Linked DNA regions of Homo sapiens: regions 1 and 2 are each linked to region 3. The links are chromatin loops, found by intact Hi-C in ENCODE. Cell type or tissue: tibial artery. All regions are shown on one strand.

Region 1 (4,000 bases), 480 kb after region 3:
GCAGTGTGGACAGCAGAGCAGCTAGAGTCTGATGTCCCACCCAATGACTTCCCTCCTGTCCACCATCTTTCTTTGCAGCTCTGGATGGCCCATCTGGCCTGGTGACAGCCAACATCACTGACTCAGAAGCCTTGGCCAGGTGGCAGCCAGCCATTGCCACTGTGGACAGTTATGTCATCTCCTACACAGGCGAGAAAGGTAAGGTTTTGTCCAAGTCTCTCCTCACTCTAAGGAGTGTCTTTCCTGCTGTAAACTCTTCCCATTCGCTCTTCTCCCTGCCACATTTGGTACAGGATGATAAAAATGCATGGGTAGGTTGAAAAGGCCAGTAATGTTCATGTGGCTCCCAACTGAAACCTCAAGGGAGTCTGGTAGGTCATTTAAAATAAAAATAAAAATACATCTCCAGCCTCTACATGTTTTCCTGGCCCATTCCTCCTCTCCTGTTAGTATCTCTGCCTACCAGTGTGAGACACCCCGTTTAGGAAACAGTTGTCATCTTTTACAAAGAAGAAAACCAGAATCTAAAATCTTAACCAGACCGCTTCAGGCCATACTGAGCAGTCTCAACTTTTCAGAGACCACAAAAGAAGCTAGTTTTAGCAGATTTAATTAAAAAGTCTGAAATTTTAAGCCAGGTACAGTGGCTTACATCTGTAATCCAGCACTTTGGGAGGCCAGGGCAGGTGGATCACTTGAGACCAGGAGTTTGAGACCAGCCTGGCCAACATGGTGAAACCTCGTCTCTTCTAAAAATACAAAAATTAGCTGGGCATAGTGGTGCATGCCTGTAGTCCCAGCTACTCGGCAGGCTGAGGCAGGAGAGCTGCTTGAACCTGGGAGGCGGAGGCTGCAGTGAGCCGAGATCGCACCACTGCACTCCAGCCTGGGTGAGAGAGGGAGGCTCTGTCTCAAAAAAATAAAAATAAAAAATAAATAAATAAATAAAACAGAAATGTTTTCTTGTTTGGCAACCATCAGTGCTAATGTACCCAGTTGACAGATTAAACACTTGTTTAGAGCACCAGCAAACTACAGCTGCCAGAAAGTAAAATCAAATATAAGTAAGAGACTGGAGAAAGAGAGAGTGCTTTTCAATGAACCCCTCCATTTTGTAATGAGCTACTCTAGAAATAATTGTGTAATTTCAATTTCCAGGTATAGGTAAGTTTCATATTTTATGGTTTGGTATTGTTTTGCTCTCAGTGACAATATGAGCAGGCACCAGCGTCTGTGCCTGGAGCCTCTGAAAATTTTCATTCAGTTATGGTAACCAACTAAGAGAGGTCTTTTTGAGGACAGAGCACAGGTAGGGGTGGGGAACTGATGGGGAGGAGGGATGTTGGGTTTATTCTTTTTACTCTTTAATTCTTAAATAGTCCCTGTGAGCAAACTCTTCTGAGTCAGGAAAGATGGTGTTGCACCTAAAATGAATCAGGTATAGTTCATGGGAACCATGGAGATTGTAGATTCAGGGCAAACAAGGGGCTTGGTTCAGAAGAGGGGGTGGTGCTCACAAATGATGAGGTAAGTTGACCAACTTGTCCCCGCTTGCCTGGTACTGTCTCAGTTTTAGCACCAGAAGTTCCACACCTAGGAAATCCCGCAGTCCCTGGCAAACCAGGATGGTTGGTCACCTGTGAATAGGAAATAAACACATGCCCCCAAGCAATGTGATCAGTATTGCTTTCCACCACTGGACATGACCCAGCAGGCCTGAGAGATAGTGGCCAGGCTCTGGTGCAGCTACTGCTGTCCAGTTTTTGTGACCCCTCAGCCTAATGACTTGATGACACTTAGTAAATTATAAAAGGGCATGTGAAAAAGTGACAAAGAGAGGAGAGCATGCATCAGGACAAATTAAGCATGGGCAGCAGGCTTGGGGATGTCCCCTCCGACCGTCCTCTACCTCGGTCTCAGTGGCAAAGCGATTCCAGCCAGTACCATGTGGGAAAAAAATCTCCTGACCCCCAGTTCCCCTTCCTTCTGATTTGGGGCCTGGAAAAATTAAGTCTCCATATGAGAAATCCTTTACGTATGAGGTGAGTGCTCAAGAGAGAGAAAGAGAGCGTGAGTCATTTCAGAAATCAGACCTGCTTTTCCGCAGGGTCACTGAAAGTTTCGATGTTCGAAGGAGGTGTGTATGTGGTTTGCCAAGCCCACTCATGGCTCAGACAGTGAGAGGTGACTGCCTTGGTATGTGTATTTCATGTTTAGTGCCAGAAATTACACGCACGGTGTCCGGGAACACAGTGGAGTATGCTCTGACCGACCTCGAGCCTGCCACGGAATACACACTGAGAATCTTTGCAGAGAAAGGGCCCCAGAAGAGCTCAACCATCACTGCCAAGTTCACAACAGGTACAAAGACACTGAGAGCTGGAAGCTCTCCCTTCTGGGGTGCCCACCCACAGCCTGCATCTTAAACAGGAACCGCTAGCCAGTTCTTCTTTCTTAAGTCAGGGCCTTGCAATGTGATTACATCAGCATCACTTAAATTCACCAGTGCCCACTCAGTCAAGGCCTGAAGAAACACACTATTTCCTTTTGAACTGAAATGACCTTGGTCTCCCCACGGGGAAGGAAAAGATTTTAAGAGGAGGGCTTTGTAAGTGGAAAAACAGTTCCCACTGGCCCTAAACCTAGTATTTAATGATCCACGTTCCAGGCAGGAAAATATTTTTGAAGAGGCATATTTTTTAGGCAATTTTTCCTAGATGTTTGTTAGGTTTCTATACATTGAGAGCTTTTTACAAACTATAGCAAGCAGGGAAACAGAGGAACCATCCTCTCTGTCAGGGTGAGTATTGATATTAGCATTCATCCATCCTCTTACTTAGAAACAAGGGGCTTGATAATGATGTTCACAGCTGTATACTTCTCTCTAAATCCAACCAAGGCCAGTTAGAAACATCCAGCCCTTAGGATGAGATAAACCATAGAGAATTTGTCTTTGGAGATCATCTGGCTCAACCACCTTATTTATACAGAGGAAGTTCTTGCCAAAGGTCACGTAGTTCAGTGGTAGGGAAAGGACTTGAACCCAGTCTTCTTGATACCCAGCCCGAATTTCTGCCCTACATTTGCTGATCTTATCCGATATTAATCATCCTGTCTTCTCCAGACCTCGATTCTCCAAGAGACTTGACTGCTACTGAGGTTCAGTCGGAAACTGCCCTCCTTACCTGGCGACCCCCCCGGGCATCAGTCACCGGTTACCTGCTGGTCTATGAATCAGTGGATGGCACAGTCAAGGTATTTTAAGTATATAACAACTCCTCAATGCTAGTTGAAGCATTTGCATGATCTTCAAAGTATGGAAGAATTACCTGATGCTGTTTTTCTACCCCAGTGCATCTGGGGAGCTGAAAAAAAAAATTAGTAGAGACTGGATGGCATGCCAGACCTTCTGAATCATACTCTCCAGCCTCTTTCATTTTAACCAGACTCCAGTTCTGATAGGCAGCCAAGATCAAGAACCACTGCTTACAAGACTTGAGGACATTTTAGGAGCTGGAATCTTGATCCTTTAATATTTTGTTGAACAAAGGCCAAAAGGTTTCTCTGCATGTTTGCCATATGTATTATCTCACAGATGGTATCTTTATATTATATATTGTAATATGTTTCACCGTGTTCTTATGATATCAACTGTTAATACCATTTTTATCCAGTGTTTATATTATTTATATTCGCTACCCAAGAATTTTCTTTCTTTTACCTTTTAATTTGAAATAACTTTAGATCTTCAAACAAGCGAAGGAGATTTCCTAAACTTTACCTTCCAAACTTGTTATTGAATTTTTCATTTTGGTTATCTCACTTTATATTTCCAAGATCTTTTGCTTGTTCTCCACACATTGATCTTTTTCTGGCATTTTGTTTGTGCTTCCTATATCATCATCTCTTTATCTCTAAGAATATGTTGCTGGTATTTTATTCTATATCCTGCACAGTGTTTGTTACAAGTTTCTTTGTTTTGCTGCTGTTGTTGAGTTTG
Region 2 (4,000 bases), 170 kb after region 3:
AAGAGATATCAGGGTGACCTAATGTTCTTGAAGCTGTCAGGAACTGGAAAACTATTTGCTAGAACTCTTCCTCCAGTGATGTGTGTTCTTTTGTTTGCTTTTCATTGCTTTGCTTATTCAGTGTCTATGCATAAACTTCTGTTCTTATTTCTTGCTCATAATTCTTTTTAACATGACAAAGTATTTACTAAACAATATTGTGCAGAGTGAGGAGTGCAGAAGTCAAAGATGGAGGGAAGTTCTTTAAAGGCAGTATTCATTTTTATTGCAAGTTTGTTTTCCAGAACACTTTTATCAAATTTAACCCTTCCATTCCTGCATGCAGCTGTCAATTCTTTCTGGTTTAGGTATTTGGAAGATCAGTTTGGCTTCCATGCTATCTCTGTATACACAAGCCTTCTGGCTTGTCATTCGGTGAACGCTATTTTCATGTCATCCTCCACCTTTCTTTTCCCCAGAGATGCAGTGACCATCTAGGTGGGCTAAATCACAATCAGTTACAAATATCATGATATAGCGTCCATCTCCAGACCAGTGGTTTTTTATAGCATTATCTCTCTTCTTCCATGGCTTGCCACAATTTTAAATTCTTCTACTTTAATCAAAGGACCACTGAATGGTCTTTTGAGGATTGTGGCACTTCTAGGAAAATCTGCACCCAGTTTCAGGTCCATAACAAGATTTCGTGGTGCTAAGTAGGAATATATCAAAGTCTGTGGTTCAGGGTTATAGCTATTTCCACGTTCACGGAAGATGGAGTAGATTTTATTTCTTTTTTTTGTTTGTTTGTTTTCTTTTTATCATTTTCAGAAAACTTAAAGGAAAGATTTATCAGTCTTTAATCCAATCAAGTCTCTTTGAGTGCTTCACAATCCCCATGTTAAGAATTGATCACAGTGCCCATGTAAATTGCATTGCTCTGCTTCCAGCTAGAGAAAAGCATGTGAGGAAGGTCTAGAGGCTGCACCTGTACATTTAATCAGCTTCCTTTAGTGAAAGATGATCATTTTGAAAGACATATTTTGTATTCTGTGTTTAAACTAGGACTTGAAAGAGGAGAAAATTGACCTATAGTTAGTTCATTATGCCCTGCTCTTTGCTAGTTCTCTTCTTTGAACAAACCCCACTACTCATATCACTTAGAGATTATGACTCTTTAAATCCTCTAAGAGCTCCTCCAGTGCCTAGCACAAGGTGTACCACCCAGTACACTCAAACAATGGGAAATCAAATGAAATAATTCCAGAAATTTACTGTGCAAAACAAATCCCACCTTTGCAAAGCTAAAGCTCATCTTTCTCCGAAACCTCTCTCTCACTCCTTACAGTTTCTCCATGCAGGTTCCCTCTTTCTGGAGATAAACTGAACAGAGGAATCTTGTTTGCTATATTTTTTGCAGGCAGCATCATGTGAAATAGGCACAGTGAAATGATTTCAACTGCAGCCCTTATTTTTCCATTTTTGTTCAAGACTCGAGAGTCCAGCTTGCCCAGGCCTGAAGCAAGAATGAAAAATTAAGTAAAAAGTTTAAAATCATGATGCTCAGAATCTCCATCCCAGGCCTGGAGGCAGCTCCTGGAAAATATGTGTCACATTTTTAAGCAAGACTCTCTGCTCCCTCCTTTTTCTTTCCTCCAAGACTCTGGAGCAAGCTTTGGGTGGGGCTCCTCTTCTCCCTAGAGGAACAGGCTGCTATTTTGGGGAATCTGATTGGGTTTCATGTTAACTGGAAACTTTGCCGCAAGGAGTGGCTCAAGGTCAAGAGAGACAGCTTCCACTTTGCTGTGTATTAGAAAGACTACCCATACGCAGGTGCTTTGGCATCAAGAAACCTGATTTAAATCTCAAATCCTGGGTCTGCACTTTCTAGCCATTTGACCTGAGTCAAATTACTTAAGTTGTCTGAGCTTCCATTTTTCTCATCTGTAAAATGGGTTTAATAAAATCTGTATCAGATAATCATATACACATGACAATTAGCATAGTTTCTACCAAAGAAGTACTCAATAAATGCTAAGTCATATGCAAAAACACACACTCTCTTCCTCCCTCCCTTTCTCTGTCTCTCTCTCTCTCACACACACACACACACACATGCACACACACATACATGTATGACCATCATTCACTTGGTACCAGCTGTGTCCTTGAGCCAACTCTATGAATTGGTTTTTAGGACAATTATTTTGCAGATGCAAATGATAAAAGTGAGACACAGCAATGTCAAGTAACCTGCCTGAGGTGGCATAATCAGGAAGTGAAGCAGTGAAACTCATATTTGAACTCAGATCTCTGATTCCAAAGCCCGTGTTCTTAAATGGTCTGACTGCTTCATTTCAAATCATTCACCCAACATATCCCAAATTATCTTCTCAACCCAAACCAAAGTACCCAAAGTGCCCTTACCTCAGGTTGATAAAGGGGCATTGCAAGAAAAATCACACATTGACCAAACCTCTTCTCACCACACACCTCCCTTCTCTGTTCCTCTGCAGGGGTAGCACTCTAAGTCCTCATCAGCTGTCTCTTTAATAAAAACTAAAGAGGACAGAGGATGAGGTCTGCGTTAGGTGCCCAGGAAGAAATGGTGCCAGGATAGTAGAGGGGCTTGGAAGGGAGGCAAGGACCATGAAAAAATTGAGGACCGAGGGCAGGTCCCCCTGTCCCCCTGCTGTTACTGGGCCACCTTAGGATCTGGGACTGTCGGCAGCTAAGCAGGCAAGACCAGGGCCCTCCCTGTCTGTCTCTGAGGTCATTCCCCAAGCACTCCACAGCCCTGACTTGCCAGGGATTAGCCCTGTCTGTAAGGGAGGTGCTGCCCCTGCCTGGCTCTGTGTCCTCTGGTTCCAGACTTCGAGCCAGTCCTAGAACCGACTAAGTTGCCCACTCCTTGCAACTCCTTCCACACTAGGTATGGACCCATTCTGTCTATTTATCTATTTGCGTCCATACAGAGAATCAATTTTATCTGCATATCCCTGGCACATAGCAGAGTCGGTGCTTAGTAAATGCCTATCTGTCTGAAGGACATCAAGGTATGGAGAAAAATGTCTTCAGAATTAAAAACATGGATTTAAATGCTAACCCTGGCCAGGCGCGGTGGCTCACACCTGTAATCCCAGCACTTTGGGAGGCTGAGGTGGGCAGATCATGAGGTCAGGAGATCGAGACCCTCCTGGCTAACATGGTGAAACTCTGTCCCTACTAAAAATACAAAAAAATTAGCCAGGCGTGGTGGCGGGCGCCTGGAGTCCCAACTACTCGGGAGGCTGAGGCAGGAGAATGGCGTGAACCCAGAAGGCGCAGCTTGCAGTGAGCCGAGATCGTGCCACTGCACTCCAGCCTGGGTGACAGAGCGAGACTCCATCTCAAAAAGAAAAAAAAAAAATGCTAACCCTCCCACTCAGTCTCTGTGACACCTTGGGTCATTACAATGTCTCCATGGGCCTTTTTCTTTTTTTTTTCATTTGCAATTGGAACTGATAATTCTTCCAATTCAATACTGCTGGGTGGATCATGTGAGATAATGCAAGTGAGAGAAGCTCATAAACTGTAAAGTGCTTACCAATGAGTAATTCTCAGGAAGACCAAGTGTCTAATGTCCCATGATTGGAGCAGCTATCCTGATCAGAGACTCATTTTACAGGTGCATGTGTGTCTTGAACATTTGTCTTATGCTTTCTGTGTGCTTAGAAGTGGTTCCTTACATCATTATTATAGTACACTGCATTTATCCATCATTCATTCATTGATTCGTTTGTATTATTTCATTCAGAATATGTTTATAACTTGGTATTTTCCAGGTTCTGTGATAAGTTCAAAAGATACCACAGTGAGGAAAGCAGACATGGATTTTGTCTCTTGGTGCTTATGGACTAATGGGAGAGAAGGGCATTATATAGATAGTAATTCAAATATTTTATTATAGTTGTGATAGTGCAAAAAGTGAAAGATACAGAAAATCAGAGCAGTATATAACAGAGCATAAACTGTGTGTGTG
Region 3 (4,000 bases):
TCTGGATATTTAATTTATACAAAGTGATGTTTTTGCGGATAAGCATACGCTTATGAAACCATCAATCACAGTCAATGCCATACATTTACTCATTGCCTCCAAAGCTTTCATCTCAATCCCTTTGGTTCTATTTTGGGTTTTGTTGTTGCTGCGGCTGCTGTTGTTTTCTTTTGTGATAAAAAGCCTTAACATAAGATCTGCCCTCTTAGCAAATTTATACTTTTAACCATATACAACATCTCAATGGTCCTCGACACTTTTGTAGAAGGGAGAGTTTTATTTCATTTCACAAAATCAGGTCACTCATCACATATTACAAAATTTATGATATGCCCCATGCCTTGTGCTAAGTGCTAGGGATGTAGCGCCAAGCACGTCAGACCATGACACCCTGGCTTTTGTCTAGGCTTATGTTCTAGCAGAGATAGCAGGAATTGACACAAATTATTATACAAGTGTTCTGTCAACATCCTATGGAGGTTGTAATAGGAAGTGCAAACTTCATTTGGGAAAAATATCACAATGTCTCAGGAAGAAGATTTTTAAAGTGGGTGATTTGCATCGAGTTGCCTTGAAGGTCAATAAGGAATGATAGAAAAAGGTAGAGGCACGCAAGCATATTCATCCCAGTCAGATTCATCCTAATCCATCTCAGGTAGCTATGAAATATCTCTTACTGATCCATTAAATTTCTCTGTAAACCTGTCTTCTTGGAAAATAAAAATTGTATGCAAGGAATGTGTGTTATATTTAATAGTTGTTTTTAAAAATGCCCTCAAGTTGTACAAATAATCCTCTGAAAAGTTATTCAAACCAGTAACTTTTCCTTTCTAGAAATAACATGTCATTAAAAGTAACTGGTCTATAAGCCAGGCAATAGTGGCCAATGCCGGTAACCCCAGCACTTTAGGAGGCCAGGTTGGGAGGATTGATCGAGCCCAGGAGTTTGAGACTAGCCTGGGCAATGTAGTGAGACCCCATTCCCGATCTCTACAAAAAGTAAGTGGTCAAAGAGCTTCTGTCTGATTTAATATGAAAGTTAAAGAAATAATATTTTGTTATTACACAGCTTAAACATCATTTTCTTACAGATAACATGAATTTAATCTTTAACATTAAAAAGTTTATGTGTTTAAACAATTAAAAATGAAGGTACAATGGGATATTTTCCCCATCAAAATGACAGTACTAAGAAATATTTAAAAAAATCAATTATGGTAAGATAATTTTTAAAAAGGAACACCTGCTGATAATTTATACCAATACTTTTTTGGAAGAATTTATTAAAAACTTGCATTGCATTTAACTTTTTATCAAATACTTAGTTTAGGCACTATCCTCAGATTTATTTTCACATCTGTATAAAGATATATGCCTAAGAATATTCACTGTAACATTTTTATAACTCTGAAAAATGGAAAACTGAATGTCCAATAGTGGAAAAAAGATCAGATTAATTTGAAAGGATTCTTCCTGTAAGAACAGTGCAGCCTTTACAAAGAATAGAAATTTTCTGATAAATAATATTGGGTGAAAATTATTAAAAAGAATCTATGCACTTGTCTTCCTATTTTGTGATCCCATTAATGTCTAAAGGAACTCCAAATTACATGAATATACATTTACATACTGTATATTGTATGTGTATGTATATGTATGTATGTGTGTATGTATACGTTTTTCACCAAAAGGCCTAGAAGTCTATTTAGAGTAGTGAGCAGAAGGTAACGTGTACTTTTTCATCTATGGATTTTAGTAAACTTTAAATAATTTAAATAAGTGTATATTCATGATGTACTGTTTAAATTGTTTTAAAAAGTAAAGCATGACCTATACCTCCCTGGTTGTCTCTGTCCACCTCTGGATGTGAGACAATACAGTCTTGTTTATGTGGGGCCATCTCTTTCTGGCAAGCAGAGGCAGCTTTTGTTTTCTTTAATTGATGTGATTGTTTTTTAAATCCTGTTACTAAGACCTGTGGGTGCCCAATAAGCATCTGTAGCTCTAAATCTAAGTCATCACTCCTTGCAGCCCCTCCTTCAAGTTCCTGAAGTCCCAACACAGTCCTGTGCCTGGGACTAGGACCACTCCTCTATACTCCTATGCTTGGAGAAACCCAGCCTTTTCCCTTTGTTCCCCAACCCTGGCACCCTGCTTTCTACAGTTTCCTTTTGTTACCTCATTTATCCCTTTGCTATTTTTTTCTTTTACTTCTTCAACATTAGATTTCCTATATTAAATTTTTTCTATTAAATTCTACATGTTAAATTTTTTTTAAATAATTAAAATGATTAGTTGGTTTCTGTTTTCCTGATTGGTTCTTTCCTAATACAAACTCAAACTTGTACGAATGGGTGAGGCTACTTTGTACCAAAGTTTGGAAATAGGCAGTCATGTTTCTCTGCCTCAAACATCTGAAAGAAGGGCTTGGATTCCTCTTTGGTTTTCCTAATTTCAAAGGCTAAGAACACCTGGAGATGGGCAGGCTCAGCTGCCTAAAGGTGAGCCTGAACTCCTGCTATTCACCCTCTGTCCCCTGCTCTTTATTCTGTGTTTCTAAGGCAAGTACTATTTTCCATGCAGGTAGTGAGGTGAGTGCAGTATAATCAGATCTAATACTCCTCACAGTAGGTCTGGAAGCATAGATTTGCTGGTCAGGTTATCAGAGGACAATTGACTTCAGTTCCCAGCCACATTCTCCAATTCTGCCTTATAAAGAAGCCTCACAAGTTGGAAACTATCGAGCCTCTATTTTTATTAGCTCCACGTTTCACTCCTGCTTCTTTCTTACACTAGTTACAGCCTGAAAAGGAAGAATATGAAGTGATTGGTGCCCTTAATTTCCAAAAGGAAAAATAATAGTAAAAAGCAGACAAAGACTAGAAGAATAATATCCCCCCCAAATACATAAAGAGCTGCCCTGTCTGGATGATTTTTATAGTTTTTCTCTTTTATGCCTCTCTGAATTTCATTTATAATGAACTTGCATTATATTTCTGTTAAAGATAAACTATAATAAAATTCAAAAATGAGAGGAAACTAAATCTAGAAGGAAATTACACTACAGGTGGAAAAATTGAACTCTCAAAAGCATGAGATTTATAATCAAGTCATGTTGCCTCAACCATACTCCTAGTTTCTTATAGATCCTCTAGGCCAAAAAGAGAAATAATGGTCCAAAGAGTACAAGAAGAAATTGAGCAAAGCAAAGGTACAAAAATGGTTCATTGAAAAAGCATAAGCAAAGGAGAATAAGCAGATAGAGGGTAGAAGGAGATGTGAGCTGGAGAAATGAGGGGTAATGAGAGGAGAGGAAAGAGCGTAGAGCCTGTATGCGGTGACATCTGATCTGCCACCATCTATGGAGATTTCCACAGAAAAGGAGGTTGGCTACTGGCTCCAGCTGGCAGCTTCTTCAATCTCACTCTCATGTCAGACATCTGTCAGCACTCTGCAAGGATCATTGGAAATCAGGCCCATTCACAGTTAGTCTTGGACCTCCTCGAGTCTTCCCACCCCTACCAGCTACTGAAAAGGAAAGGGGAAAAATGTTATAAAGTTTCTCTAGCCAAAGCGAAAATAACCAAAAAAAGAAAAAGGAGAAGGAGACAGCATCAACAAAGGAGACGTGTTCCCATGACTCCTCATTGTCAAAGGCTTTATTCATTCATTCATACCCCAAATATTTCATGAGCACAACTGTGTGCCAGGCAGTGCAGTAAGTACATTACTAATGCCACATTACATGTCCATGCAACGGGTTACACATTAGTGATGCCAACCTGAGCAAGGCCCTGTTCATGCAGCTCTGTGCTTCTCCCCCCAGACAAGCTACAGCTCCTGGGACTGCAGTCCACTTGTACCTCTCTTAAGATCCTCCCTTTCCCTGAGAGTGAAATGGCTAAATATCCAGGAAAGGGAAAATAATACAAGGGAATTTGTCTTCAATTTGCCACCCTAAAGGAGCCACATATCTAAACAGCAGTGCTTTTGCCTGCCT

Evidence for each region. A loop is a pair of places that touch in the nucleus more often than their neighbours do. Peaks named below come from ENCODE experiments on the same cell type or tissue, not always from the same donor. Only the 100,000 strongest peaks of a DNase experiment are listed, where the experiment ranks them.
Region 1: it touches region 3 in a loop (3-fold over the local background); 9 of 110 quality-filtered maps call a loop at or near these places.
Region 2: a loop joins it to region 3, with 2.7 times the contacts of the local background. A loop is called at or near these places in 4 of 110 quality-filtered maps.

The regions. Positions count from the first base shown.
Region 1 is chr9:115,034,459-115,038,458 of GRCh38, reverse strand. TNC (tenascin C) reads left to right here. Exons shown (of 28, transcript NM_002160.4): 20 at 79-198; 21 at 2,218-2,361; 22 at 3,125-3,255. Among named protein-coding and RNA genes, the nearest start is that of TNC, 82 kb to the left of the region's middle. RefSeq lists an enhancer at 1,874-3,073. In tibial artery, no CTCF peak of the experiment used is centred here; a DNase peak (open chromatin) is centred at 2,464; H3K27ac peaks cover 4,000 bases.
Region 2 is chr9:115,339,253-115,343,252 of GRCh38, reverse strand. The region is part of intron 4 of DELEC1 (deleted in esophageal cancer 1); the gene reads right to left. Among named protein-coding and RNA genes, the nearest start is that of DELEC1, 200 kb to the right of the region's middle. In tibial artery, no CTCF peak of the experiment used is centred here; DNase peaks (open chromatin) are centred at 1,632 and 2,771; H3K27ac peaks cover 2,814 bases.
Region 3 is chr9:115,512,713-115,516,712 of GRCh38, reverse strand. No RefSeq gene overlaps it. Among named protein-coding and RNA genes, the nearest start is that of DELEC1, 370 kb to the right of the region's middle. In tibial artery, no CTCF peak of the experiment used is centred here; no DNase peak of the experiment used is centred here; H3K27ac peaks cover 4,000 bases.